2 separate regions of the Homo sapiens genome follow, and region 2 is linked to region 1. A link is an interaction called in ENCODE POLR2A ChIA-PET data of the cell type or tissue named here. Cell type or tissue: K562. All regions are shown on one strand.

Evidence for each region. Peaks named below come from ENCODE experiments on the same cell type or tissue, not always from the same donor. Only the 100,000 strongest peaks of a DNase experiment are listed, where the experiment ranks them.
Region 2: POLR2A ChIA-PET joins it to region 1 with 5 read pairs; 5 of 35 experiments call an interaction of 5 or more read pairs at or near these places.

The regions. Positions count from the first base shown.
Region 1 is chr2:131,111,307-131,116,306 of GRCh38, reverse strand. All of the region lies in intron 1 of PLEKHB2 (pleckstrin homology domain containing B2), which reads right to left. Among named protein-coding and RNA genes, the nearest start is that of PLEKHB2, 8.5 kb to the right of the region's middle. RefSeq lists an enhancer at 1,818-2,407. In K562, no CTCF peak of the experiment used is centred here; DNase peaks (open chromatin) are centred at 336 and 2,486.
Region 2 is chr2:131,035,501-131,040,500 of GRCh38, reverse strand. It overlaps ARHGEF4 (Rho guanine nucleotide exchange factor 4), which reads right to left. Exons shown (of 14, transcript NM_001367493.1): 6 at 1,469-1,648; 7 at 309-485; 8 at 61-240. Among named protein-coding and RNA genes, the nearest start is that of SMIM39, 2.9 kb to the right of the region's middle. In K562, no CTCF peak of the experiment used is centred here; a DNase peak (open chromatin) is centred at 2,672; H3K27me3 peaks cover 2,132 bases.

The sequences.
Region 1 (5,000 bases):
GGCAGTTGAGTCTCAAGGGATGGCAACAAGGAGAAACTGAACAGCAGACTTGGGAAACAACTCGGGCCACTTGAGTAAGATTCAAAAAGAAAAAAGAAATGGAAATGTCTACATCTAGAGGACATTATAAACGTATCTTTCATGTGCCTATATAAAATAAAACTATTAGAGAAAGGGGAAATCAGATTATGAGACAGAAAAGAACTTAAACTGGAATTAGCAACAGAAACTCTTCACTTTTTAAAAGAGTAATTCCTCTGCTGACTCAAGTAGCTTCTTATCTTATGTCATCCTGTCTACCTCTCCTCATTCTGTGGAACAATCTCATGTACCTCCCAGAGCAGATTTTTATCTCTACCACTAGTCTCCTCTAAAACAAGCCAGTACTCTTTGAAAATGAGCTAGTTACAGTTTAGGGGCAGGATATCTTATTATCAAAAAGCACAGATGCTTTCAAGAGTGCCTTCAGAAAGCATCAAGAAGCCACTCAGCTGAAGAAAGAGAATCTAATGGCTAAATTGTGACACAAGTGTAAAATTCAAAGTAAAAATTACAGTCTATTACAACCAACTAAGGCTGAAAGGTACCCTGGGTATAAGATGATTAAAATGAGATATATTACAGTAGAATGTGTTAAAGAAAAGACATACCTTCTGGAGGGCGCAGTAGCTCACGCCTGTAATCCCGGCATTTTGGGAGACTGAGGCAGGTGGATCACGAGATCAAGAGATCGAGACCATCCTGGCCAATATGGTGAAACCCCGTCTCTACTAAAAATATTAAAAATTAGCTGGGCATGGTGGCGCATGCCTGTAGTCCCAGCTACTCGGGAGGCTGAGGCAGAAGAATCACTTGATCCCGGGAGGCGGAGACTGCAGTGAGTCAAGATCATGCCACTGCACTCTAGCCTGGCAAAAGAGCCAGACTCCATCTCAAAAAAAAAAAAAAAAAAAAAAAAAAAAAAAGACATACTTTCTGATAATGGTTTGGCTTTATTCCTACCCAAATCTCACCTTGAATTGTAATAATCCCCACATGTCAACAGTGAGGCCAGGTGGAGATAACTGAATCATGGGGACAGTTTCCCCCATACTGTTCTCATGGTAGTGAATAAGTCTCACAAGATCTGACAGTTTTATAAATGGGAGTTCCCCGCACAAGTTCTCTTGCCTGCCACCATGTAAGACATGACTTTGTTCCTCATTTGCCTTCCACCATGATTGTGAGAACTCCCCAGCCATGTGGAACTGTGAGTCAACTAAACCTCCTTCCTTTATAAATCACCCAGTCTTGGGTATATCTTTATTAGCAGCGTGAGAACAGACTAATACAGTAAACTGGTACCAGTACAGCGGAATGCTACTGAAAAGATAACTGAAAATGTGGAAGCAACTTTGGAAACAGGTAAAAGGCAGAGGTTGGAACAGTTTGGAGGGCTCAGAAGAAGACAGAAAGATGTGGGAAAGTTTGGAACTTCCTAGAGACTTGCTGAGTGGCTTTGACCAAAATGCTGATAGTGATATGGACAATAAGGTCCAGGCTGCACTGGTCTCAGATGGAGATGAGGAACTAGTTGGGAACTGGAGTAAAGGTCACTATTGTTATGTAAAGAGACTGGTGGTATTTTGTCCCTGTCCTAGAGATCTGTGGAAGTTTGAACTTGAGAGAGATGATTTAGGGTATCTAGTAAAAGAAATTTCTAAGCAGCAAAGCCTTCAAGAAGAAGCAGAGCATAAAAGTTTGGAAAATTTGCCAACTGATGATGCAACAGAAAAGAAAAACCCATTTTCTGGGGAGAAATTCAAGCCTGCTGCAGAAATTTGCATAAGTAACAAGAAGTCCAATGTTAATCACCAAGACAATGGGCAAAATGTCTCCAGGGCAGGGATGGGCCATGGCTCACGCCTGTAATCCCAGCACTTTGGGAGGCTGAGGAGGGTGGATCACGAGGTCAGGAGATGGAGACCATCCTGGCTAACACGATGAAACCCCGTCTCTACTAAAAATACAAAAATTAGCCGGGCGTGGGGGCGGGCGCCTGTAGTCCCAGCTACTCGGGAGGCTGAGGCAGGAGAATGGTGCGAACCCAGGAGGCGGAGCTTGCAGTGAGCTGAGATCACGCCACTGCACTCCAGCCTGGGCCACTCCCTCCTGAAATGCAACTAAAATGAGAGTTAAGGAGAAAACAAGGCATAAATCCACAGAGAACAGCAGCAGACAAAAGCAGACGAGACACAACATTTTGAAAGTTCTAAGACAAACAGACAAGTGTCAACTAACATAAAATATGGCCACCTCTACTTTGTTATGTGCTAACAGAAGCCAAAACACAGCAAGCCAACTCCTGCCACATAAAAACAGACTCAGAAATTGGGGGTAAGAGAGAATTCTAGAGGTGGGGAGAAATCAGAAGAATTAATGGAAAGTCTTCAAAGGGGTCACTAGGCACCCTACCCAAGCAGACAGGGACCCTCCCTGATCCTGAAGATGATGCCTCTGGAGACTGGGCGTGGCCACACTACACACAGCTTAAAGTCGCAGGCCACACTTAGAAGAATATAGTCCGTGAAAGTCAAATTCTCCATCTTCTTCCTTACTTCTCAGACTCTAGCTCAGAGCAAAGGCATAGTCCCAAGAGGAAAGGCTCACTGATACTGACAACTGGGTGTTCTGTAATGAAAAAGCCAAACTTTGCCTAACACCCTCCAGAGAAGCTCACCAAGAGACAGACTTGAAGCAAACACACAGACTTCCAATCAGCTTTTCAGTACCTCTCTTAAATAGGAATACAGAGCAAGTATCATCAGTCTGAGTAGAAAAAAATACTGTTTTTCCTCTGCTCTCACGTCACAACAATCAACATAGAAGACTTCTGTGACCAAATGTGTGAGGGTTTCTCCCCACATACCAAGCAAGAAATCAATTATGCAGCAGGCCCATGCACAGTGTTGCGCATCTGTAATCCCAACATTTTAGGAGGAGAAGGTCAGGGGACCACTTGAGCTCAGGAGTTTGAGACTAGCCTAGGCAACATGGTGAAACCTCATCCATACAAAAATCAGCGGGGCATGGTGGCACACACCTGTAGTCCCAGCTACTGGGGGGCTGAGGTAAGAGGACCACTTGAGCCTGGGATGGGGAGGTTGCAGTGAGCCGTGATCACACCACTACATTCCAACCTGGGCAGGAGTGAGACCCGGTCTCAAAAAAAAAAAAAAATTCTTCAGCGAACACCAACTAGGTGTCCTGCAATTCAACTGTCACACTATCTACCTGGAGATAGCATCAGATCCCACAGGTTGAGGGCTCAGTCCCACAAGACTGCCCACCCTTCAGACACCAGCCACAAGTCAGGGCCTCTGGAACATGTGATCAACTAGCTTTAAGTCAGTGAGAAAGAAAAGTAGCTCAGAGCAATCTGAAGAACATAAAGCCGGCAAAATTTAGAAAATGGGTCTTTAGTTACCACAGCCCCAGCCACGCTCAGGGTTAACTGTTTAAAGGGACTTGGGGTTTTTTTAATCTTCCCTTTCCTGTAGTTTCCAGACAAGCTGATAAATTACCAAGACTGTTACTACAAGTTACACAATGTGACCCTCAATCATTTTCTTCATGTTCCTGGAATGTGTGGTACAAAGAACAATATACAGCCAACCAATAGTTTATGTTCAACTTAGAAACTGCCCCTATTTTTGCCCTTTAAAATCCCACTTCTAACTGTTGCTACTCAAAGCATATATTCAGAGCAACTTGAATCTATGCTTCCCAGGTTGCTGTCCTCAAATCTGGCCTAAATAAACTCTCTATTTATAGTAATTTTTGCTTTAGTTTCTTTCTTTAGGTCTATTAGAATTCCCCCATCTCCCTGTGTTTGATTAATTTGCTAGAGCAGCTCACAAAATTCAGGTAAACAATGACTTATATTTACCAGTTTATTATAAAGGGTATTACAAAGGACACAGATGAAGAGATGTATAGGGCAAGGTGTTAGTGTTCAGGCCTCTCCAGGCACACCACCCTCCCTCCAGGAACCTCCAGGTGTTCGGCTATTCTGGAGGCTCCCCAAACCCAATCCTTTTGGGTTTTTATGGAGGCCTCATTACATTAGCATGATTGATTAAACCAACAGCCACTGGTGATCAACATCACCTTGAACCCCTCTCTCCTTCCTGGAAGGTTGGGGGGCAGACATGAAAGTTCCAACCCTCTAAAGTCGCATAGGTGTTTCAGATGACCAGCTCCCATCCTGAAGGGAGTCTGCAGGCCATCAATCAATCATTAGCATACAAAAAGACATCATTTTGGAGATTTTTAAGGATTGTATTAAATAGGAGTTGTAAGGCAGGAAATGAGGTCAAAGACAAAATAAACATTTCACAGTACCACAATCAGACACTGGAGAAAAATCTAGACCATAAAAGATAGAGATTAAAGAAAATAAAATTTTCAAGAAAAAAACCTCAAGAATCAGAGACAATGCTGGGTACAAAAGAAAACTTTAAAAATATTACTTTACAGCTGGCCACAGTGGCTCACGCCTATAATCCCAACACTTTAGGAGGCCGAGGAGAGTAGATCACTTGAGGTCAGGAGTTCGAGACCAGCCTGGCCAACATGGTGAAACCCCGTCTCTACTAAAAATACAAAAATTAGTTGGGCGTGGTGGCAGGCTCCTGTAGTCCCAGCTACTCAGGAGGCTGAGGCAGGAGAATGGCGTGAACCCGGGAGGCGGAGCTTGCAGTGAGCCGAGATAGTGCCACTGCACTCCAGCCTGGGTGACTGGAGTGAGACTCCATCTCAAAAAAAAAAAAAACAAGAATAAAAAGAAATATTCAGAGCTCTCAATTAAAAATAATAACCAAAATTAAAAATTCAATACAAGAGTTGGAAAGATCAAGATGGAAGAAATCTCTCTGAAATGAAGAGCTAAAAAAAAAAAAAAAAAAGACCAAGAGATGGAAAAAAATTAGAGGATGAGCCTGGAATATAAAATATTCTGC
Region 2 (5,000 bases), 76 kb after region 1:
CGCCCGCGGCAGCCTCTGTGAACGCAGCGCCCAGGTAGGGGCCGGGGGCCGCGCGCTCACATGCTCCAGGAAGCAGGCACCCAGCTCGCTCAGGTGTGGGCGCTCGCGGTTGAACCTCTGCTCCAGGGCCTTCACGAAGGCCTTCTGGCAGCGGTAGATGTCCTCGATGTTCCCGAAGATGGTACGCAGCTGCTCCTCGCTGAACATGTCTGCGCGCTTGCGGCACTGCCGGACGTAGCCCTGCGGGCGGACGTGGTTAGGCCTCCCCCGACCGGGTCCCCAGTCACCGCCCGCCGGCCGGGCCTCACCTCGCAGATGTCGCGCAGGTGCTTGATGTAGTCCCGCTCAGTGCTGAGGATCTCGTTGATGACGTTGGTCCGCATCTGGTCCTTGCTGCTCTGCGCCTCCGCCCCGCCGTCCTCCGCTCCGCTGTTCCCGGCCAGAGGGGCGTCGTCATCCGCGGGCTCGTCCTGATTCACCCTCAGCTGCAGGCCATGCGTGGCCGGTCAGTGCCCCGCATCCCTCGGAGCAACGCCCCGCGCCCTGCGCCGCAGCGGCGGGAACCGGGCCTCGGAGGCCCCGCAGGGTGTACGGGGCGCAGGGCTGAGGACTGGCCGGCCAGCTCCCCCCACCACGCCACCCACGCAAGTCCTGGACCGAGGAATGACGACTCCGACGCCCGCAGCCGCCGTCAGTGTGATCCGAATACCGATTTGGCCTCCTTCCTAGACCCTGCTTGTGCCCGGCACAGAGGCTGGAGCGCTTGCTGCAGTTCCTGAACCAGTGCCTGCTCCTGCCAGCCCCAGCGGGCAGAAGCAGGGGGATGGGTGGCGCGCCCGCTGGCTAACATGCAACTTGGGGAAAGGCTTAGGGTGCGGAGTGGACAGTTTCCCAGGGGATCTGGGGCAGGAGGAGCATCTGAACACCAGGGCCTGGGACCTCCCCGCCGGACGGCCCTCAGCTTGGACGCCCTGAGCCAGGCCTTTTGGAGACTGCACCTGGATTCCTTCCTTGAAGACTGGAGACCCCCTTAGATGGAATCCAGGTCCCCTCTCTGCTATCTCCAGGGCTAATAACTTGACCGTGCCTCAACTTCTTCAGGTGTAAGTCATGGTTCCCACTCCCGGGGCTGTGTGTGAGGTGAGCAGTCCCCTATCAGTGCTCTTCAGGGCTTGGGAAATGTCTAGCGCCTGGAGTTGCGGGGGTATCGCAGAGGGGTGCCTAGTGTCTGCACACACTCATTTCTCGACTGCTCTCCTCTCTGGCCCCCGAGGGCTCACCAGAAGAGGAATGGGAGCAGGAGTAGTGGCTCTCCAGGAGGAGGAAGGCTGTGACACTGCGCCCCGACACCCACCACCCAGTGCTCTGCACCTAGGATGCCAGAGCTGTTTTGGGCTTGGATTTCTCTGCAGAACCAGGTAGCTTTTTATGGGCCCAACTTGGGAGAAGCTGGGGCTTGGAACCATACCCGAACGAAGCTGGCTGGAAACCAGCCCTCGCCATCGGCGACCCGGCCCCACCACCACTCTCTGTTGGTGGCATCCATCACTTCGATGACGTCCCCAGCTTTGAAGCCCAGCTCCTGGTCGTCCATGGTGACATGGTCCCAGAGTGCTTCAGCGCAGACCACACTGCCATCGCTGATGAGCTGCCGAGAGAGCCACGGGCAGGCGGGTCAGTGGGGGAGGCTGCCTGGGCCTCCCTGCTCTCTGTCTCCACTCCCTCAGCAGCCCTGGGAAGAGGGGATCCTGACTTCTTTACAGAGGAGCTGACAAGGCTGCCTCTGACAGGAGCAGGGCTTTCCTGGGGCAGGGGCTATGTTCTGGGCATGTCTAGATTATCAAGGCTCAGTGATGGAGCCGGAAGTGAACTGACCACAGAATCTGATCCTGTCACTGGGACTGCCAACTGCTCCCTGTTAGCATTCCCAATCCAGAATTCCTGGGGGCTGCAAGGCTGCAGGAGGGAGGGGCTGGGCACTGCAAGGCTGCAGGAGGGAGGGGCTGAGGGCTGCAAGGCTGCAGGAGGGAGAGGCTGGGCTGCAAGGCTGCAGGAGGGAGAGGCTGGGCGCTGCAAGGCTGCAGGAGGGAGAGGCTGAGGGCTGCAAGGCTGCAGGAGGGAGAGGCTGGGCTGCAAGGCTGCAGGAGGGAGGGCCTGGGGGCTGCAAGGCTGCAGGAGGGAGGGGCTGGGCGCTGCAAGGCTGCAGGAAGGAGAGGCTGAGGGCTGCAAGGCTGCAGGAGGGAGAGGCTGGGCTGCAAGGCTGCAGGAGGGAGGGGCTGGGGGCTGGTGCCCTCCTGTGGGCTTCTTGTGGATGAGCATTGCCTGTAAGGTCAGCCACCAACCACAATGCCCCTTCATCCAGGTAGACAGTGCCCTGCCATTGGAGTGATTGGAGCTTGTTTACTGTGTGTTTTTCAACACTTGCAGAACCAACCTCATGGCACCCCTGCTCCCATCCCAAGCCCCAGAGATGCCAGCACCAGCTGAGCAATGCCCCTTCTTAGAGCTCTAGGTCCCAAGCCCTGTGATCCTAAGTTTGAGTTAGTCCAACCTCTTCTCTTCATTTCCCAAGTTCTAGGAGAAGCAGAAACGTTTTGCAGCTGCTACCTCTGTGACAGGCACTTCAGGACTGCTCTTATGCAGTGTTACCCAGTCAACCACATTATACCTAGCCGACCATTCTTCACATGCTTCTCTCTGCTCAAATAACCAGCAGAGTGCCTTGCTCCAGAGTGGTGTGGACTAAGACACTGGACGCTCCCCTGCCTCTCCCAGGCAGCCCTTGTACGCCATGGGGCTGACCCCTGCTTTCTCCTAACATGGGATCTGTTTCTGCTCCCTGAATGATGAGCAGTTCTAGGGCCTTAGGGCAGGAGAGGAGGAGTGGGCTGGGGCTGCACAGGAGGTGAGGTCCACGACCCTCCCTGCTAGGACCAGGTGTTGGCACTGGCTGTCACAGCTGTGGGGGCGGTCAAGGATGGGAATGTCACAAACAGGCCCTCCTCTGAGCTCCCATCCCAGGAGCCCTCCTTTCACTTCACTGGGTACTCCCTAAGCACTGTGTGAATCCTCACCTCAACATGGAAACCAAGAGTGGGGCCAGTCCTGTGTTCCAGCTAAGAGGCCTCTGCCTGAATGGGCAGGGTGAGGGCTGGGGCTGGCCACTGGAGCACTGAAGCTCCAGAGCCTGCTTGGGATGGTGCTTTCCTCCAGGGGTCCTGAGCAAGCAAGTTCAGGGAAGGACAAACCTTCTCTTTCCTGGGGGTAAAACCTGCTCCAGTCCTGATGGACGCTCTCCTCAGAGTGACACATGAGCCTGTGAGCCCAGGAACCCTCACAGCGCGGCAGCCACGCGGGGGCTGCAGACCTCCAGAGGCCTCCACGGGGTCCCAGGCACAGAGCCCTGGGTTATTCCTGGGGGCAGCAGGCTTCCACAGGGGGCCACTGCTCTCATTCCCAGCCACAAAGACCTTCTGCAGGTGGCCTCCAGATCATGAGCTGCTGCTGCCACTCAGATGAGATGAGACAGGAGGGCTCAGGCGACCATATGGTAGGAGCCCACCAGCCACAGTGGGGAGCTGGCTCACCCCGCTGAGGCCCTGAAGAATGAGGCTCCAGGGAAAGAAGGAAGCAGACATGGCGGTCTGGGGACACCAGTGAGAGCGTGAGCTGTAGGTGACATGGCCCTGACCTGGGGTCTGTGACACAGGCTGTCAGGAGGTGACCCGACACACTCAACATGGCTCATTTTCCCACTGCTTCCCTTCTCAGGAGGTTCCTGCCTGATATTAACCAGGTGAGGTGTCACCCTCTGTCTCTAGGTTCCCTTAAATGAGCCCTGAGCAGAAGCCTGGTGCCCCCATTCCCCTTTCCTTTATGCTGCCTGTCCCTGCAGGTGGGACTGGGTCCGGCATAGGTGGCCCCCCACATAGCTGCCAGGGAAGGTCACCAGGTGTCGGGCAAGAGGAGGGCTTCACAGAGAGGCCAGCTTCCAGGCACCATTAGGGACAAGCCCCACACTTGTCCTGCCCAGTCAGCTGGAAGACCTTGGGGAGGAGGGGAGGAGGTGTTAATTGCCTTTGTCGCACCCTGGCAGAGGGACACGTGCCGTGAGCAAGCTCTCCTCCTGTGTCTCCCACCAATGTAAGGATGTCAGCCCCTTCTGCACAGCCTCCCACTCGGGAGGTACTCTAATTTAGAGTTAGGAGAAATGTGAACTGTTTGTGTTGTCACCAAGACAAAATGTGGCTCTGTGAGGTCAGAGACAGTTTCGTAGGACATCAGAGTCATGCTCCACCTCCGATGCTATTGCGCTGGGTGCGTTTCTGGGCAGAGGCCCTTTTTGGTGCTCGTAGGCACAGCTGCACCTGAGCCAAGACACAAGCCAGGCAGGCCCAAGGGGCAAGGAGTCCAGGCTGCCTCTCTGCCTGCAGGGAGCGGAGACTGACTCTTGAGACACAGCAGGGCTGTGAAACTGGCTGTTCTATTGTGGGAGAAGGTCCCAATGGAGGTGCACATTTGAGACTCAAATAGCCCAGGGCAGGGAGCGGGATCCCCTCCTGTGCCTCTGAGGTTCTGACAGCCTCCAGAAGGGCAACGCTGCCAGGCTCTGCCTCCAGCTACTCCCTGTGACCGCCACTGCCCTCCCCACCCTGCCCACCTACCAGACGTGCAGGGTGGGGGCAGCTGTGAACACCCGCAGTTTGTGCAGCAGGGGTGGGGGCTTCAGAGGGCCCACGTGCAAGGGGGGCAGAGGGGCTCTGCCCGTGGGAAGACTGACACCACGTATTTTAAGGCCTAAAACGGGAAAAACAACTGCAGGTAACATGCGCAGCGGTGCCCGGGGGTCTTCCACACACCTGACTCAACCTACACAGATGCAAGCGCGGGTCGCTCACCCAGCGGTCACATGCACTCCGTTTCCAGACAAGCAGCCGGGGAGCCCCAGCTGAATCCGCATCCTCGGTTACTCGCAGAGACGCGCCATTTTGGCCTCCCCC